Regions from separate parts of the Homo sapiens genome. Here region 2 is linked to region 1. A link is an interaction called in ENCODE POLR2A ChIA-PET data of the cell type or tissue named here. Cell type or tissue: A673. All regions are shown on one strand. Each heading gives the region's core, and the rest is flanking DNA. Links, peaks and the distances in the headings are about the cores only. Region 1 has its middle 18 kb from the start of DUT-AS1. Region 2 holds the start of LOC124903485 (a long non-coding RNA gene).

The links. Peaks named below come from ENCODE experiments on the same cell type or tissue, not always from the same donor. Only the 100,000 strongest peaks of a DNase experiment are listed, where the experiment ranks them.
Region 2: POLR2A ChIA-PET joins it to region 1 with 13 read pairs; 2 of 35 experiments call an interaction of 5 or more read pairs at or near these places.

What each region holds. Positions count from the first base shown.
Region 1 is chr15:48,344,298-48,354,681 of GRCh38, reverse strand. No RefSeq gene overlaps it. Among named protein-coding and RNA genes, the nearest start is that of DUT-AS1, 18 kb to the right of the region's middle. In A673, for the core only: a CTCF peak has its summit at 2,014 (motif pointing right); a DNase peak (open chromatin) is centred at 2,061.
Region 2 is chr15:48,107,461-48,117,844 of GRCh38, reverse strand. LOC124903485 (a long non-coding RNA gene) reads left to right here and starts at 7,723. Exons shown (of 2, transcript XR_007064619.1): 1 at 7,723-7,904. In A673, for the core only: a CTCF peak has its summit at 5,443 (motif pointing left); a DNase peak (open chromatin) is centred at 5,414.

The sequences.
Region 1 (10,384 bases), core at 1,661-9,660:
ATTTCAAACATGTAGCTGCAGGGCATTATATCATTATTTGCCTTTGCTCTCATCGAAGTATATTTTATGAGAGCTTCCTGTCATTTATCCTGATCTATGCTACTATTTGTCAAAGCATCACCTCTGCTTCTCTGTCTGCTTCTCTAAGATGCCAGAAAAAAAAAAAATTTCTTCTCAACTAAAAGTTAAGCCATTATAAATCCCACAGGGATTTTAAAATGGGCACACTTGGGATTTTATTTTATTCTAAGTAGAATGTTCTTTCTGATACTCAAAGTGAATGACCTTGTAGAAAAGTATTTTGTCGTATTTCCTCTCTAGCCCATGGCACATTAGAAAATAGTCACAAAGAGTTACTATCCTATGTATTGAACAATGTGTGATTCGAAGGCCAAACTCATATTTGGTTCAGACCTCAGTAGAAATTTGGGCTAATGCCTTTCATGGATGGGGAAAGGGTTTTAGACCCAGGCCAGGAACCCTGGAGTTTAGTCCTACAACTGCTATGGCTGGTTGGTGTCCTGACACCAAATACTTCTTAGTTTCCCTTTGTCTCAGGTAGTTCATTTGTAAAGATTCACTCACAATTGCAGTTCTGCAGTTTTTCAGTGTCATTCCTACCCATCTTTCTTTCTTTCTTTCTTTTTTGAGACGGAGTCTCACTCTGTCGCCAGGGTGGAGTGCAGTGGCGTGATCTTGGCTCACTGCAAGCTCCGACTCCCTGGTTCAAGCGATTCTCCTGCCTCAGCCTCCTAAGTAGCTGGGATTACAGGCATGCGCCACCACGCTCAGCTAATTTTTATATTTTTAGTAGAGACGGGGTTTCGCCATGTTGGCCAGGATGGTCTCGATCTCCTGACCTTGTGATCCACCCGCCTCTGCCTCCCAAAGTGCTGGGATTACAGGCGTGAGTCACTGCACCTGGCTTCCATCTTTCTTTCTTTTCTTTTCTTTTTTTTCTTTTTTTTTTTTTTTTTTGAGACAGAGTCTCACTTTGTTGCCCAGGCTGGAGTGCAGTGGCATGATTATGCCGCATTGTAAAACAGCCTCGTTGCCTGGGGTAATTACCAAAGGTCTGCATCCTCAACTTCCTGGGCTTAAGTGATCTTCCCATCTCTCAGCCTCCCGAGTAGCTGGGACTACAAGTGTGAGCCATCATGCCTGGCTAATTTTTTTAGAGACTAGGTTTCGCTATGTTGCTTAGGCTGGTCTTGAACTCCTGGGCACAAGCAATTTGCCCACCTCAGTCTCCCGAGGTGCTTTGATTACAGATGTGAGCCACCACGCTCGGTCTCCACCCACCTTTCTTTTGCCATCCTCTGTGCTCATTACCTGGCTTCTTAACCTCATTGTCAGACATTTGATTAATATCAGTATTGCTGAAGCTCAGCTCTAGTGATATTATTCTTAGTCCAAAACTCTTCTGTGACTGGCCATTGCCTCCTTGACGTTTAGGACCCTCTAGAGCAGATCTGCAACCTACCATTCCAGAAGAGTTACCAACAATTCCCTACATGTCCTTTATACTCCAGTCCATTGGAACTTTGGTTTTGCCATTTCTTGAATATACCTCATGCCCTCTTTGTATTTTCATGCACATCATATATGTCACACTACCTATATTTGCACAGATGCCTATATTTGTCTTATTTCCCCTGCTACAGATGGTAACCTTCCTAAGGATAACTACTACCATTTATTGACTAAATACTTTTGCCATGGACTGTGTAAGATACTTTACACCTATCATCTCTAGGTCTTCTAATAATGTAAGGTGGATATTATTAACTTTATTTTTCAGATGGAAAGGCAGACTCAAGAGGTTAGATGATGTCCTTAAGGTCACACAGCTAGCATGTCACAGCTTATGTCTTGGTTGTTTCACCTACATCATCTAGAAAAACACTAAATTGGATAAACAATAATGCTGACACTTGCCTGGCACATAGATGCTAGGCAAACACAAGTATGCATGAATGATGGTGATTCTATCCCTTAAATACAGCTAGCTCACCTTAGATAACTGCCACCAGGTGGCAGTAATTTGCCACGGCTGTACAGTCTGGTCTTATTCAAGATTCGTAAAACGGGAGAGGGGGAGAAGACTACCGAGATTATCCGACCGACTCTCTTTATTTTATGATAAAAATTGAGGATCTGGAAGTTTACTTTATTTATTGAAGATATTTTAGTTAGTAAAAGAACAGAGCTTAAACTCAGATGTAAAACTCCCAAAGTTACTATTTTTTTCATTAGATCAGGCTCATTTTTTACTTCAAAATTTGTAATTTATAATGTTCCCATATATTTTCAATATTAAAAGTATTTGTTAAAGCAGTAAATGCAATACAAATTTAACAAAAGTATTTTATAATAAAATTTTAATCGTTTCTTAGTCAAGTAATATAGTTTTCATGTTTAAAAAATGTTAAAATAGGCTGGGCGCAGTGGCTCATGCCTGTAATTAATCCCAGCACTTTGGGAGGCTGAGATGGGCAGACCATGAGGTCAGGAGTTCAAGACCAGCCTGGCCAACATGATGAAACCCTGTCTCTCTAAAAATACAAAAAAAATTAGCTGGGCATAGTGGCGCACACCTATAATCCCAGCTACTCAGGAGGCTGAGGCAGGAGAATTGCTTGAACCCAAGAGGCAGAGGTTGCAGTGAGCCGAGATCGCACCATTGCACTCCAGCTCTGGGCGACAGAGCAAGACTCCGTATCAGAAAAAAAAAAAAAAAAAAAAAAAGTTAAAATATAGATCATGCAAAAAGGAAAAAATTACCTACAATTCCAACAGCCAAAGATATCATCATTTTGATATATATTCTCCTAGAAGTTTCTTTACTCATAGGTAAACCCATTTTGAAAACATATGATCAAACCTAGACATAATTTGGTAATTTGGTAATCTTTTTTTTTTTTGAGACGGAGTCTCACTGTCGCCCAGGCTGGAGTGCCAGTGGCACGATCTCGGCTCACTGCAAGCTCCGCTTCCCGGGTTCACGCCATTCTCCTGCCTCAGTCTCCCGAGTAGCTGGGACTACAGGTGCCCACTACCACACTGGCTAATTTTTTGTATCTTTAGTAGAGACAGGGTTTCACCGTGTTAGCCAGGACGGTCTCAATCTCCTGACCTCGTGATCTGCCTGCCTTGGCCTCCCAAAGTGCTGGGATTGCAGGCGTGAGACACCGCGCCCGGCCGGTAGTTTGTTAATCTTAACTCTTCTCTCTAATCTTGCTCTCGTAGTTATTAGACTTTTTCTTTATGAGATATCCTCTTTATGAGATATCCTGGATCTTTTAGAATCTTCCCAACTTAAATGTGTTTAGTTGCCATGAAAGACTTTTTAATATTTTTTAATCATATGCTTCTTGAGATAATTCTTCCAGTGAAAATTTGTTTCAGTTATAATTTCTTTTCCATTTTTTCATTCCCTTTTCAGTAAGAAAAAGAGCAACATCAAAACATTGCTTACATACCCATCTCCAGTGGAGAAGCATCTTTTCACAAAAGGCATTTTATCTTCCCTTTTGAGAAGTTACTCCTCCCCATTTCAGCTCTCTTCTTAGGATGATAATACTAGATGGTATTTCTCAGCTAAAAGGACCAGGTCAGCCTGGCATGGTGGCTCACACCTGTAATCCTAGCACTCTGGGAGGCCGAGGCGGGTGGATCACCTGAGGTCAGGAGTTCAAGACCAGCCTAGCCAACATGGTGAAACTCAGTCTCCATTAAAAATACAAAAATTAGCTGGGCATGGTGGCGGGTGCCTGTAATTCTCCAGGAGAATCATGTGAACCCAGGAGGCCGAGGTTGCAGTGAGCCGAGATCACACCACTGCACTCCAGCCTGGGCGACAGAGTGAGACTCTGTCTCAAATAAATAAATAAACAAATAAATAAATAAAAATAAAAGGACTAGGTCAGTTACCAATAAAACTATATATTTTACATTAATGAATGGAAGATGAAATGGTTTTAAATGCTTGATCAAGAATTATACTATTATCTTTACTAGAATGTTCACATGCTTGTTAGCATGGATTTTGTGTGTAAAGTTTTCTCTATGTCCGGAGATATTCTGTGAATCTATAAATATTACTGCTAATACAGTGGTCCCTCAGTATCCACTGGGGATTGGTTCCGGGAGATCTCTCTGCCCCCTGCAGATACCAAAATCCTAGAATGCTCAAGTACCTTATATAAAATTGTGTCATATTCATAGAACCTATGCATATCCTCCTGTATACTTTAAATCATTTCCAGATTACTTATAATACCCAATACAATGTAAATGCTATGCAAAAAGTTGTTATGCTGTATTGGTTAGGCAAGAATAACAAGAGGAAAAAAAGTCTGCACGTTTAGTACAGGCACACCACCTATTTCTTTTTTCAAATATTTTTGATCCATGGTTGGTTGAATTCACAGACACAAAACCCGTAGATACAGAGGGCTGACCATCTTATAATTGAATTTTGGCCCATATGATTTTTAAATTTTTTTATTTTATTTGTCCATATGTTATTTGGGTACAGGTGGTATTTGGTTACATGAGTAAGTTCTTTAGTGGTGATTTGTGATATTTTGGTGCACCCATTACCCGAGCAGTATACGCTGCACCCTCTGTAGTGTAGAGTCTTTTATCCCTCTCCCTGCTCCCACTCTTCCCCCCGAGTCCCCAAAGTCCATTGTATCATTCTACTGCTTTTGCGTCCTCATAGCTTAGCTCCCACATATCAGTGAGAACATACGATGTTTGGTTTTCCATTCGTGAGTTACTTTTATCCTATGTAATCTGCAGTTCTGGTAACTGATAGGCGATCCCCACTACCTTAGGGTATGTAGTAGAAATAAACAGTAGGGAGAGAAAGGAAGCTGGATGGCATAGATAGTATGAACTATTGGTACCGTCCTACCAGGGAGCCCTGCTGGAGGTGAAGACGCAGGGGGAAAGAAGGGCAAGTAAGACATAGGTGGTCTGGGGACAGTCAACAGACAGTCAACACAAGGGGATTGGGGTAGGAGTTCTGCTGAGAATGCTTTCTATGTGACTACTTGGACTATTCAATACTCATTTAATTTTGCCAGTTATGTTCAAGGCCCATTAACCCCAATCTCTCATGTACTCGCTTCACAACACTCCAGGTGTCTGCATATCTTGGCCCTCCAGCCTACCCTATTCTTCCATTGATAAAATATGAAAAGATGAAAAAGAAGTTGAGGTACCAATTTCCTGCAAGGTGGGATGGAAATGGCCAGGAAGTATAGTACTGTGAAGGGAAGGTGCTATGAAACTCAGATCTCAGGCCCTGGCCTCCTTGCCCAGCCAAGCCAACTGTTTAAATAATACTATGTTGCTTCCTCTGCAAATAGCCCCACTGAAGTCAATTAATTGATGGAGCATCAGATTCATCTTTAGAAGACTTCCTGTTATTTCTCTTCTGATGTACATATAGCACCAAGGACAGGAATGAACAGTGGGCATCATTAGTGAGTGAGGCAGACTGTCAAGAAAGAAGACAACTGCCTGATTTCTGCTGGGAAATTACTAAGACTGGCAAAATGGTTACTACTATTCAATTATTAGTTAATCTGAAAATCATAAGGTCTTCTCCTTGGCCATAAGTAAATAACTTTGGTTTCCTTTCTAGTGCAGAAGAACTTGCCTTTAGAAAAAGACACTTCCCTGGTCTCCCTTTGCCCCCAGCAGGAATCTAGCAAATGGGAATGCAAAGCTCAATGAGCTCAGGAACCAAGCCTCATTAGCATAAGGCTTCCACCTCCTAGAAAACCAGTTTATTTTCTTTTTTACTTCTTACTTATAACTGTAAAGGCCCATATTTAAAAAGAAAAGAAAAATCTCAATTTAATAATCTAATCCTCTACCTTAAGAAACTAGAAAATGAAAAGCAAACTAAAACTAAAGCAATGAGAAAGAAAATAATATAAATCAGAGTGGCAATAAATGAAGTAGAGAATATAAAAAGCAGAAAAATCAAAACCACTTTTGATTCTTGAAAATATCAATAAAAGTAATGAATCTTTATCTTGACTAACCAAGAATAAAAGAGAGAAGACTCAGATTACTAAAATCAGGAATGAAAGACGTACATTGCTATTGACCTTGTAGAAATAAAAAGGATTGGCAGGGTGGAGTAGCTCACGCTTGTAACCCCAGCACTTAGGGAGGCCAAGGCAGGTGGATCACCTGAGGTCAGAAGATCGAGACCATGCTGGCCAATATGGTGAAACCGCATCTCTACTAAAATACAAGAAAAAAAAAAAATTAGCCGGGCATGGTGGCACATGCCTGTGGTCCCAACTATTCAGGAGGCTGAGGCAGGGGAATCGCTTGAACCCAGGAGGCAGAGATTGCAGTGAACTGAGATTACGCCACTGCACTCCAGCCTGGCAACAGAGCGAGACTCTGTCTCAAAAAAAAAAAAAAAAAAAAAGGAAATAAATAAAAAGGATTATAAGAACACTATCAACAAGCGTATGCCAAGAAATTAGATAACCTAGATGAAATGGAGAAATTTCTAAAAAGACACAAACTACCTGTGATGGTTAATACTGAGTGTCAACTTGATTGGATTGAGGGATACAAAGTATTAATCCTGGGTGTGTCTGTGTGGGTGTTGCCAAAAGAGATTAACATTTGAGTCAGTGGGCTGGGGAAGGCAAATCCACCCTTAATCCGGTGGGCACAATCTAGTCAGCTTCCAGCAAATATAAAGCAGGCAGAAAAATGTGAAAAAGGAAAGATGGGCCTAGCCTCCGCACCTACATCTTTATTCCATGTAGGATGCTTCTTGCCCTAGAACCCGGATTGGCTCTCCTTGCTCCTCAGCTTGCAGACAACCTATTGTGGAACCTTGTGATCGTGTAAGTTACTATTTAATAAACTCACCTATATATATATATATATATATCCATCCTATTAGTTCTGTCCCTCTGAGAGAGCCCTAATAAACTACCAAAACAAACTCAAGAAGAAATAGAAAATCTGGACAGACCAATAACAATTAAATACACTTAATTAGTAATCGAAGCTTTCTACAAAGAAATGTGCAGATGCAGATGGTTTCACTGGTAAATTTCAAACCTTTAAAGAATTCAAACAATCTTCACAAACTTAAAAACATAAGAGGGAAAACGTTCCATCTCATTCTATGAGGTCCTAATGCCAAAAACAAAGACATCACAAGAGAGGAAAAATACTATTAATTATATCTGTAGTGGGTAGAAATGTGTCCCCTAAAAAGATATGTTGAAGTCCTAACTTCCAGTACTTGTAAATGTGATCTTATTGGAAATATGGGCTTGGCAGATGTAATCAAGATGAGGTCATACTACATTGAGGAAGAGGGAAATATGGACACATATACAGAGAGACACAGAGAGGATGCCTAGGCCAGGCACAGTGGCTCATGCCTGTAATCCCAGCACTCTGGGAGGCCGAGGCGGGTGGATCACCTGAGGTCAGGAGTTCAAGACCAGCCTGGCCATCATGGTGAAGACCCGTCTCTACTAAAAATGCAAACAATTAGTCGGGCGTGGTGACAATCCCAGCTACTCGGGAGGCTGAGGCAGGAGAATCGCTTGAACCAGGGAGGTGGAGGTTGCAGTGAGCTGAGATCATGCCATTACACTCCAGCCTGGGCAACAAGAGCGAAACTACATCTCAAAAAAAAAAAAAAAAAAAAAAAAAAAGAGAGAGAGAGAGAGAGGATGCCTAATTTCAAAACTTCATAGAAGCTATAGTACTCAAGGCAGTGTGATACTGGCATAAAGACTAACAAATAAAGATCAATGTAACAGACTTGAGAATTCAGAAATTGGTCCTTATATTTATGGTCAATTGATTTTCAACAAGGATGCCAAAACAATTAGATGGGGAAATAGTCTTTTCAACAAATGCTGGAATAACTGAATATCCACATGCCAAAGAATGAAGTTAGACCTCTATCTCACACCACATACCCAAGTCAAGTCAAAATGGATCAAAGCCCCAAATGTAAAAGCTAAAACTATAAAACTCTTGGAAGAAAATTAGGTGTAAAATCTTTATGACCTTGCATTATGTAATATATGACATCAGAAGCACAAACAACATTAAAAAGATAACTTGGACCTAATCAGAATTTTAAAAATTTGTGTTTCTTGACACCATCATGAAAGTGAAAGGACACTCAAATAATAAATGAAAATATTTGCAAATCATATACCTGATCCTGGACTTTAATCCAGAATAAAAACCCTTACAATTCAAAAATTAAAAGATCATAAAAAAAAATTCAAAATGGATCAGAACTAAATGTAAAATGTGAAACTGTAAAACTCCTAGAAAATAACAGGAGAAATGGAAATGCACATTAATGAAAGAAGCCAATCTGAAAAAGCTGTATCCTATGATTCCAACTATGTAAGACTCTGGAAAAGGCAAAACTATGAAGACAGTACAAAGACCAGTGGTTGCTTAAGTGTGCTAAGCGAGGGGTAGGCAGGCATGGGTCAGAAGAGCAGAATAGATGAAGCACAGAGGATTTCTAGGGCAGTGAAAATGTGCTGTGTGATACAATAAAGATGAACACATGTCATTATAAATGTGTCCAAACCCATAGAACGTACAACAGCAAAAGTGAACCCAAATGTAACTACAGACTTTGGGTAAAAATGATACGTCAACGTACGTTCATCAATTGTAACAAATATACCACCCTGGTGGGGGATGCTGATAATGGAGGGGGCTGTGCACGTGTGTGAGGAGGGTGTATATGGGATATCTTTGCACTTTCTTTCAATTTTGCTGTGAACCTAAAACTGCTATAAAAAGAAGTGGTTTTAACTTAATTGAGAATAAGCAACTATAACTGTAATTTGAGCAGACATTTCAGAATATTATAATAAAACATGCAGAGATAGAGATGCTGAGATTTTCCAGAACTGATGAAAGATATCAATACACAGATTAAGAGACTCAGTGAATCCCCAAAAGATAAACAGTAATCTATTCCCTAGTTGTGCAACTACACTAAACCAAAGACATATACAAACACATAATCTTAAAACCAACCAGAGGAAAAAAGGCACATAACCTGTCTAGAGCTTGATTGACAACTGACTCTTTAAACTGTTACAAGAAAAGCCAGAAACTGTAGAGGTGCTGGAGGTAGGAGAGGGGAGGGGAGGGAAGGAGAAAGGAGAAAAGAAAGGATGGGAGGGGAGGGGAGGAGAGGGGAGGAACACAGGGGATTCGAAGAGAGAGAAAGAATATTCCTCAGTTCACATTATGAAAGTAGCATAATTTTGGTACCAAAAGCTGACAAATACAATGTGACAAGGGAAAAATTATAGGCCAATCTCTCCTGTGAACATTGATAAAAAAGAAGACCCTAAACAAAATATTAGAAAACCAAGTTTAGCAATAACAATAATACAGCATGACCAAGTTCGGTTGGCAAGGTTGTGGTGCATTAATACAACAGAACACTGTAAGGTAATAAAATAAATGAACTACAGCTATATGAAACATGGATAAAATCTCAATGTTAAGGAAAGGAAGCAAGACCCAAGAATTAATGAGTACATTGATAAAGTTCAAAACCAGGCAAAGCGAAACTTAGGCTTGATTAGGTTGCAAACTTTAAGGAAAAGGAAATTAAGTGTCAAAAGAATGGATACCCCTACAGGTGGCGTATGATTGAGAAGGAATGTACTCCTGGCAATATTCTGCTTGGTCACTTTGGTAATGGTTATTCAGATGTTCTTATTTTGTAGTTATTCACTATACTGTAAACTTGCTTTGTATGCTTTTCTAAATTTTACATTTCACCCAGTAAAAATACTATAATCAAACTTTATAGAAATAACACAGAAAAATGAGTCTCCAATAATCCCATTACGTTATTTTCTTTTATATGGCATATATTTTGCTTTTATTTCATTTTATTAATTTTGCTATTTCAGGGAAGTTCTATGAGTCCGCCCCTATGCCACCATCTTCCTATAGATTAAGTCCTCTAATCCTATTTCTGGTCCCTCAAGTCATATGTGACAAGGCTAATTCCATCTGAGTCCTTTTTGGAGACAGAGTCTTGCTTTGTCGCCTAGCCTGGAGTGTAGTGGTGTGATCTCGGCTCACTGCAACCCTGCCTTCTGGGTTCAAGCAATTCTCCTGCCTTGGCCTCCCAAGTAGCTGGGGTTACAGGCGCGTGCCACTATCCCCAGCTAATTTTTGTATTTTTAGTAGAGATGGGGTTTCACCATGTTGGCCAGGCTGGTCTCAAACTCCTGACCTCAAGTGATCCACCCACCTTGGCCTCCCAAAAGTGCTGGGATTACAGGCGTGAGCCACCGTGCCCAGCCCCATCTAAGTG
Region 2 (10,384 bases), core at 1,595-9,594, 240 kb after region 1:
TCTATATATCTATATCTATAACATATATATATATATATATATATATGTATGTAGTTTATTAAGTAGTATTAACTCACATGATCGCAAGGTCCCACAACAGGCCATCTGCAAGCTGAGGAGCAAGGAAGCCAGTCCAAGTCCCAAAGCTGAAGAACTTGGAGTCCAATGTTTGAGGGCAGAAAGCAGCGAGCACCTGAGAAAGATGTAGTCTGGGAGGCTAAGCCAGTCTAGCCTTTTCATGCTTTTCTGCCTGCTTTATATTCACTGGCAGCTGATTAGATGGTGCCCACCCAGATTAAGGGTAGGTCTTCCTTTCCCAGCCCACTGACTCAAATAAATATTATTCTCCTTTGGCAACACCCTCACAGACACGCCCAGGATCAATACTTTGTATCCTTCAATTCAATCAAATTGACACTCAGTATTAACCATCACAGATGGCATTCTAATTCTAATTTATTCTTCATTCATCAGTCGGAATATCTTACAAAGAGATGATTTTGATCATCTACTCTTTGAATACCCAGGGGTACCCAGTTTCTGATTCTTTCTCTTTATTTATAGGTTTTCAAAACAATAAATTGGTTCCCTATTTTCCTCCATAAATAACCAATTAGATTAAGTTATTATGAATTAATCTATTTAAATATATTTGATGAGTTCCAATCAATTGCAATTATTACCCATGTTGAAGCTCAAATTGTCTCATCGTTAACCAGTGGGAGCCCCTTCAGCACGATTTCTGAGCATCTTTGACATGATCTTAATCATCTTTGATAGCTTCCTCACTACCTAGTATAAAAAGATGTACCAGGCTCATCTTATATATGAAATCACCCATTTCTCCAAAATCCTTATTTTTTTAAAGTGGATTCTATTTCAAGACTGTGATCTAAGAATCTGGGTTGTTAGAGGGGCTCACTGCAACTGGGTTGGTCATCGTTTCTAAATCTCAGTCTCTCTCTCTCTGACACACACACGGACACACAGACACACACACACACAGGCACACACACACACACACATTCCTACCTCAAAATACATCATGAGTTAATACTGATACTTAGCATTCAAATTCATGATGACAACTTTTTATTTTAATCTGAACTTTTTCTATACTAACTCTGTGTCCCCTTTCTTTCATACCACAGGTTATGGTTCCCAAGAACACAGGAGATGACAAAATAGGAATACCCAAAATTTTATAATTTATGATTTTATAATTATAAAATCATTTACCTATAATTATAGGTAATGGTACCACTTTACCTGTATACCAGTGCAAAATAACAATATTGTTACTACTACCCCCAATATAAATACTGAGAAGAGTTAAACATTTGTGCATATGCTCTTCCATTCTCCCTCTATTCTTTTAAGAACTATAGTCTGTCTACATTGCCACAGCTTACAGTCATTAAATCTACTGTTTCTCCCTTTTAACCCACATTTTGCCTGGTTCTACAAGTAACTATGTGTTTAATGCTTGCCATCAGTCCTTAGGCTGTTGTTTCTCTAGATATTTTGATACCTGCAACTTATTTTCAGTAGATTGCTGGGAAGGACCTTTGGGAACAATATTGCTTGAATTCTATCATGTTGGTAACAATTTGTCAATGATCTCTATACTTGAAAGTCAGCTCTGCTGGATGTAAAATCATTGGCTTGCATTTTTTCCTTTGGATATCTTAAATATGTTACTCTGTTTTCTTCTACCATAAAACATTGTTATTGACAAGTCAATAATTATCTAATTTGTATTCTTTTACAAGCCACTTGCTCTTTTTTTTCTAGATACCCAAAGGACCTTTTTTTCTCTTAAACTTCAATAATTTTACTAGAATATATCATAGTGTGGGTCATTGTAGGTCAACATTCTTAGGTCTGTAGTGTGCTTTTTCACAATGTAATTTCAAATCCTTTTATTTCAGGAGTGTTTTCTTGAATTATATTTCTTAGTGTTTGTTCTGCCCTCTTTCTCTGGATTTCTTGTTCCAGAGACTTCCACTATTTCTATGTTGGACGTTCTTTGAGTATCTTCGATATTTTAACTTGGTTACAAATCCTCTTTATCTCTCTTTTCAATTTCTTTTTTGACTTAAAATTTTTTCAGCTTTTTCCTTTCTATCTCTGAAGACATTATCTGTCGTGTTTATTGCTCTTGCGTTCCTTCTAGCTTGATATTAATTTTTGGGATGGCTTTTATCCTTTATATCTAATTCTTTCCAGAGTCCTACCACCTAATTTCTGAGTTTTTTTTTCTACTTCTGATTTAGGTTGTTCTTTATGTTCTGTATGATTTCCTTCACTTTTTTTTTTTTATTTTTTAGATTTTAGAAGGTTGCAATTTTGATCTGTTCTGTGGACATGTCTTCCTGGCACACTTCTATTATCCGAAGGGATGTAATTCTACTTCTTATTATCTTTTATTCTTTTATTTATTTATTTATTTATTTTTATTGAGACAGAGTCTCACTCTGTCACCCAGGCTGGAGTGCAGTGGCACCATCTTGGCTCACTGTAACCTCCATCTTCCAGGTTCAAGTGATTCTCATGCCTCAGCCTCTCGAGTGGCTGGGACTACAGGTGTGTGTGCCACCATGCCTGGCTAATTCTTGTATTTTTAGTAGAGACAGGGTTTCACCATGTTGGCCAGGCTGATCTCAAACTCTTGACCTCAGGTGATCTGCTGCCTCAGCCTCCCAAAGTGCTGGGATTACAGGTGTGAGCCACCATGCCTGGCTCTTTTATTCTTACAATAACTTTGTGTGGGCTTTAACCTCTATGCCTTTCTTTCCTCATTTTTATAGAAAATTATTTTTTCTTGAACTTTTAGAAGAAAGCGTTATTCACTGTGGCTTTTCTCAATTCGCAGAGCTCCCTCTTTCATTGTTTCTTACAGTGTTCCAAAATAACATGACTTTGTTATTTTGTTCCAAAATAGCATGAGATTTTCTGTCAACAGTCCTCCACGCCTGTGTTTATCTGGATCTTCTCTTTCCCTTTATTCTCAAATGTCTCTATCCTGTTAGCTTTTCCGCCATGGGTAGCAGTTTCAATGTGTAGTTTAAGACCTCCATGCATTGGGCCCTGTGCTGAAAGGAGCTCTGGCTGATCAGTTTTGAGGGTTCATATGGGTCAGACCTTACTATGACCTCTATATTCACCCGCTATTGGAATGAGCCAAACCTTTTATAGTTGTAGCTATTGTTCTCGAATTGTCTTATGGTACTTTTACAAATACCTGTTGTGTATTTTGGGGTCTCCATTTCTCAGGTCAGTCGGATTCCCTGTGCCCATCCTGTACTTCTCTCTCATAGAAGCCGATACCATGCATATTTGGTGTCATAACGATAGTTTGTCCCCACTCATTTGTATTTGAGTTTCATAGGGGTAGCTTGACATAATTATCACTCTTGTCCATGAGTCTTTGGATTTGCTACCTAGTTGCTTTGTCTATTTCTATGTAGGAATTTGGAGAGATTGGAAAACCATATAACCACTGTCTCCATCTTCAAAAAGCTTTTTGTTTTTAACCAAAAGCATTCATAGATGTATTCTTTAATCAGAAAATTATTTTAGTACACTGCACATGTGATTTGCTTTACGAAGATTCTATTTAATACAACCATTAGGGAACCCTTCTGCATTTTGACTTATATTTTCTTTTTTATAATTACGACTTTTCGTTTACTTAAAAATTTTGATAAATGTATGTGTTTCTTTAAAATAACTATACAAAAAGGATAGTTTTTTTTTGTTTTGTTTTTTAAGATGGATATATCGGAACATAACCCCACCATAAATTAAAGAACATCTGTATTATGTAAAGTTGCATACAGCTAAATTGTTATACAAGTTTGTGCTGAGAACAAATGAAACAAAACTTTGCACCTGCTGGATGTTTGACCTTGGGAAAATCACTTCACTTCTTAGGGCTTCCTTGTTCTCATTTGTGAAATGAAAGGTCTGGGTCAGATATGATTCTAAGATATGTTCTTAATTCTACTCCTAATTAGCATTTGCTAGTATGAAACAATATTAAGCACTGAATGGCTTGTAGTAAAAATGGAAATTTAAATAAATCAATAAATAAGCCATCTCTTGAAATAGCCAAGTTAGCTTACCCATTAAAATCAACACAGCGGTGGTTATTTAGCTGTGATCAAGTTATAGACTGGCAGTCATTTTTTCCCCTTAGGGAAAAACCATTAGAATGATCTTCAGCTCTTACTTGCTCATGGCCCAGCTTCAGGTTAACAGTCTTCTCCCATATACCTGGGCCTCTGATTCCTCTGATTAGTGAGACAGCAGCTGTGATGTTTGGGAATCAAAGCTAACATGTTTACTAAGCACAAGGTATTCACGTACACTATTCAGTACAGTTCCCCCACAGACCCTAATGAATAGAGGAGTAGTTCTCACTGGCTGCTCAATAGATGTGTCTGGTGGGTTTTAAAATTACTGATGATTTGGTACTTACCCAGACCAATTGAATCACAATCTATAAGGATGGCTTAGGGATAGGTATTAAAAAAAATTCCTATGTGATTTTAGGAGGGTGGGGAACTACTGGGGTGAATATTGCTAAGCCCTGCTTTATAGATGATTGATTGAGTCAGTTACCCAAGATCTGAGGATCCATAGCTCATAAGTGAAAAAGCCAGGATGTAGACAAAGGTATGTCTAATGCCAAAGTGCATGAATATCCTTAACTATTAAGCTGAGCCACCTCCTCAGAATCTGTTTCATGAGGGCATGAAACCATGTCTACCTCATTTCCTACAGCACTTCCAGTGTACAACACAGTGCCAGGCACATGCTGGGTATCTAATAAACATTATTGAATGAATGTATAAAGTAGATAAGCTAGTCCACCTTGAATTTTATTTGATAACATCCACAGGACCCTGTAATAACACACTGAGTTTGTTGAGGGTGTGACTGGCTGGGGCCGGTGTTATGGGTGGTAAAAGAATTTACCAGGACAGTTATAGGTAAAAAAAGGCAGATTTGATAAAGTTCGAAGATACATTGCAAGGGTGCAACAGGCAGCACAGCAGAGAAGGGGCTGTCTGCAAAGAGGCAGGGGCTGGAGGGAAGTTTTATGGGGTCATATTGGAGGGGGTACATGCAGATAAGGTATGCAGATCAGGTCCTGCTGCTGGGGTCTACATGTGAATGAGGTATTTGGAAACAGCATGTCTGCAGGTTGTCTGTGATTAGCAGTTTCTCAGAACAATTATTCTCTCCGACCTGGGGCCCCTTCCTTATTGTTGCTCGCTTATCTTATTAGGACTCCGCAGGGTTTTTTGTACATTTGCCTTTCTATCTCATCCAAAATGCCATCTGCCCAGTTCTGGAAGCACTTGTCTGAGATGTCCCCTTACTCAGCGGCTCCATTAGCTCTTCAGCTCCACCTGCTGATGCTTCCACACAGGTTGGGCTTTCCCAGCTTCCCTTGAAGGGAACACAGGCCAATGTAGTGTTAGGAGGCCTGTGAAATCTGTCGTTTGAAAAGGCATTCTGACTCTGCCACTGAATGAAGAATTCGCAATGTTGATCACCCTTGCACTTTATTATCTGCATCCCTATCCCTCAATATGAAGGCTTCCATAGGCGTCCCTGATCACTATGAAGACTAAGGCAGGGAAAGGAAGCAGATGGCTTGGGCTATCCCATACTCTGACTCCAGCTTGTCAATATTACTTGTTTATTTTTAATTTTTTACTGGAATATATAATATACACGCAGAAAACAATGTACATATTTCACAGTTACCTTTTGCAATGTAAACATGCAGAGTCAGATCGCGTGGGTAACATTTAGCAAGATGAGTGAGTGATTGCTAAGAACAATGTGGAGCAGAGTGGATTTTGAATGTAAATGCATTGTTATGTGGAGCCTTCATTACCTCAGTTGCTGCTGTTGCATGGGCAGCTTTCCCTCAGGATCCTGGAACAGGAGGTCAGTATGGGCATCAGCTCGACTAGGAGCTTTCATCTTATCTACTGAGTGTCATTTTTTTTTTTTTTTGTCTCTAACCATCACATGAGTTTCTAACTGGAGCCACAGCCATGACTGAGTGTTGAATGGCATTTCACTCAATGGTTCACATATTCACAAGGCACCTGCCAACTTCCCCAGACCCTTGTCCTTTCCCAGACTCAAGTTAGGCACTAAAACCAGGGTTCAGCACTGGTTTAGAGCATGAGTGAACATTCCTAATTTTCGACCCAATTCAGATTGGTCTAATTTTACTGCTGTATGGCTCCAATGCTGTGAAAATTGTCTAAAACATTTTCAATTCCTAGGAGGTCTTCACTGTCTTCTCAAAGTTATACTTTTTATTTCCTTCACTGGAAGGCATCTTCTAGTCCTCTAAATACTAAGGGGGAGTTTAAATTATTTTGGCAGTAGTCAAGTTTTGCAGATCAAATATTATTTAAAATAAACAATATTTTAGAGTGGAAATAATTTTAGAGCTTGCCAAATCTGGGTTAAAATCTTCCTCCCCATTCTTTCTGAAACAGTCATTGTGGATAATACCATATGCTTTTTAGGCTGTGTGATAAAAAAACAAAAATATCAACCCCTTTTCCCTCTGTACTACTGTATGAGAGCACATTTTATGTTAGTAGAACTTGGCAGAGTCCTTAACTCTCAATGAAACTGAATGCATTGGGCAGGCCATCAGCTGGGGAAAAAATTAACAGATAAGACATTTTCATTAGCTGTATTTACACAGAATGGAATTGGATATTTAGCCTCTGCTCTTTGATACTTGTTGCTCTTACTTCATTTGTGCTAGCCTTACTCTGCCTTTGTTCTCAGAGTTTGAATAAAAGCCTTTCCTGAGTGTTTCAGTATGTGGTGGTTTAAGGAGTGATCTGGAAAAAGGCCTCTTGCTTGGCTTTGCCATTTTCTCCTCTAGCTCTGTTTCATTAGGGGGTTCTGAGGGGGTGGCCAGTGAGAACAAGAAGTGGAGGGGCCCTGACTCAAACACAATAGAGTGTGGAGATTTATTTCCTTCACTTTAATATAATAAACCCCTCAGGGTCTGAGTTAGCACCATCATTTTTCCTTAGTCTTCTATGTGAAGGCTGCCATCCCTGTGTGGGGAGATTAATGCCTCCTTTATTATAAATAATCGGGATGAAGGAATTCATCAGGGATGCTTCAAAATTTGCTGGGCTTAGAAGTTCTCCTACAGGTTTGGAACTCAAAAGCCAAAGAACTGAACATACAAGACTCTGGTCCTGAAGAGAAAAAGCCAACGAATGCTTTATTATAATTCTCTCTGTCCTGGGATAAGAAATGCAAATTACTCAGTGTGCTTTGAAGTCCTTCCTTAGCAATGAGAGAGGGAGGCTGTCATATCTCTGTTGTTGTTGCAGTTGTTGTTGCAGAGGAGGCTGGTGTGGGGCTAGAGAACAAGGAGCAGAATTGACCATAAAGACTGACCATTGTAATCTGAGTAGCTTAGTACATCATGCCCATGCAGTCCAAGACTGTTCCTGGGACTGGAACTATGGCCATTCCTAGTAAGTCTGTCTGCTGAGTGCATGACCTGCAGAAGTCTTTGTGAAAAGGGTCCTTGCGTTTTGGCCTGCTGGGCTGCTGTTTTAGATATGTCCAAGGAATTAGAACTATATTACTTTTTTTCTAGAACATGAGGACACACAAATCTCACCTTTTGCCTTTCTCTCTCTCGTTTTCCAGTTCTTTCTGAAACTATTAGATCACTGTGGTCTACATGGACGTGGGCCTCCCAGATCCCCCTTGAGGAAGGAATGTCACCCCAGCTGCTATGAGTGCCAGCTCACAGCCCCTTCATGCACTCCTCAGCAGCAGGGAGCCACCTCACCTGAGGGCAAGAGGTTCACAGGGCAGCCCATGTCCAGGTAAGGCAGGGACATAAAAGCCCAGCCATTTCAGCCCGACACACAGCTCTAGTGGCTAATATTCATTTCGGAGCTGCCCTCTGGTTTAGCTGAGGCTTTGTTGGACTTAACTTTGAAGTTTGACTTCTCCCACTTCCCGATCCTGCTCCCTCTCACAGTTCCTGAGCCCAATAAATATCTTGTACTCCCAACTTCATCTCAGTGACAGCCTCTGAAGAACTCTACCTTCAGTGACTTCATCTCCCTGATAGACTCAGCCTGCTCGGTAGCCTGGTAGAGTTCTATGCTCAGACTTCCAAACTTTACTCTTGATATGTAAACAGTGAGTTTTAGATTTTAGAAAATGCTTTCTTTTTTCCTTCAACAAATCTTGGCTTTTAAAACTGTTGCCCTCTGTGGATAGAAGGAAAAAAATTGCATTTGACACTTGAAGTTGGGGAATGACTCCTTTGTTCTAGGCTGTGTTTGGCCTTTACTTGAAGCAATGAATGCCATTGATTCAATGCGTGGGTAGCCATAAGGCAAAAGGAAATGAAAAAAAAAAAAGTTGGAAGGCATTTTGAAAACATTATCTCCTTTATATCTATATGAAAGAGTTTTGTAAACCCCAGAGCACCAGGCAAATGCTGGTTGCTACTGATGGCAGAGCACTGCGGCAGTGCACTGAGCCCTGGGCTGGCCGCCTCTTAGTCTCCCACAGCAGACCCTGTTATTCCGCCAAGTTTGGGGGTCTGGAAAGTGTGGAAGGGATGAGGCAGCAGCTATGATGGTGGGATTGGCTGTTTTCTAGCTATAATCTTTTTATCTCAGCGCCCCCCCGCCTCGTGTCCTGGGCTTTCTGCCCTCCTTTTGACGCATGTGCTTATTTTTGTGGCTCTGGAGGATCTTTCTAATGAGATTTTCCTCCTGGATACAAAGGGAACAAGAGGTTTCATTTCAAGGGCAGGCTGTCCTTCTCCGCCTTCTGTGCTTACCTTTTGAGCATGACTGCACAGCCATTAAATCGTCCTGCATGTGGACTCACACTCATATCATTGGTGTGGCCACTGGAGAACCTCAAATGAGCAGCCACCTTAGGTTTCCTTCTTAAGGGATGTGGTTTAACTGCAACATTGAGTGTCCGCACGGCACCACCCCGTTAGCAGACTTGGCTTCCCCTGCAGAGGATAGGTCAGCAAGAGAAACATGAACGGGGGCTGCCATGATGGTAGCGTCTCACAGACACTGAGCTTCATAGAGACCAGGTCTTTGCGCCTAGGAGACTGAAGCAGAGCTCAGAAGTTTCAGCAAAGTCCAGGTCTTACTCTCCTGAAGATCCACAGTTTTCTGTTAAAAAAAAAAAATCATGAAAGTCATTTGGCCCTTCTACATGGCAGAGTAGAAGTTTCCTAAAATATATTATTATTAATTATGTATATTATTAATCAAAATAGCTCTTTTGAGCATGCACTGCTCTAAGCATTTACATTTATTATGATATTTAATTCCCACAATAACTTTAGGAGAAATTTGTCACTAATATTCTCATCTTATATATGAGGAAGGAGAGGCACAGAGAAGTTAAGAAGCACCCATTCTTCTGTAGTCCCTAACTGTTCATAAGGGTTTGCTAACTAGGTTTTCAGTTACTGAGTAACTATTCATAGAGCACCTGCTGTATACCAGATGCAGTGCTAGCACTGGAGACAGAGTGCTGAGCAAATAAACATGGTCCATGTAACGTTGGAAGACAAGGATGGTCAGAGTGTGTGGATCTTGATGGACAGTATCTACATATCAGTTTTTTTGTTTTGTTTTGTTTGCAGGGGAATAAAACCTCTTAAAAGCTCAGCTGGGAGAAACCAGGTTTCTGGAACATTTCTAAAGGATGTATTATATGTGGCCCATCTTTCTTCCCCATTTCCAATCTCAGTGAATGATGCCGCCCAGGTTGTCATCTGTGACTCCTACTTCTCCCTTCCCTCACAGCATCCATCAATCACTGAGTTCTGATAACTCTGCTTCCTAAACTTCTCTTGAGTTAACTCACTCCTCTCCATATCCATCACCACCATCATCTGTTGCCCAGAGTTCTGCAATAGCCTCCTGACTTGTCCCTTGTCATCTCTCTTGCCACCCTACAGCCCGCTGTCCTTCCAACACCTGTGTGTCAAGTGGGCAGTTGAATATAGGGGTCTAGAGATCAGAGGTGCAGCCAGGCAGGCAAGGAGAAGCTGGCAAATGAATTTCAGAAACAGGGTCACTGAGGTAGTAGGAAAACCAGAGGAATGTGGTATTTCCAGAGTAGAAGGTGGGCGGCTTTAAAGGAGGGAGCAGTTAGGGGTTAAGATGAAATATGAAACATCCCCTAACATTTGCCAGCACGGAGAACATGGGTGTCTTTCAGAGACGTTTCAATGGAGTCCTTTGTGTAGATGTAAAATTGGAGTAAACTCTTAGAAGTGGAAATTAATTTTTTTTTAACTATATGTGAAAGAAAA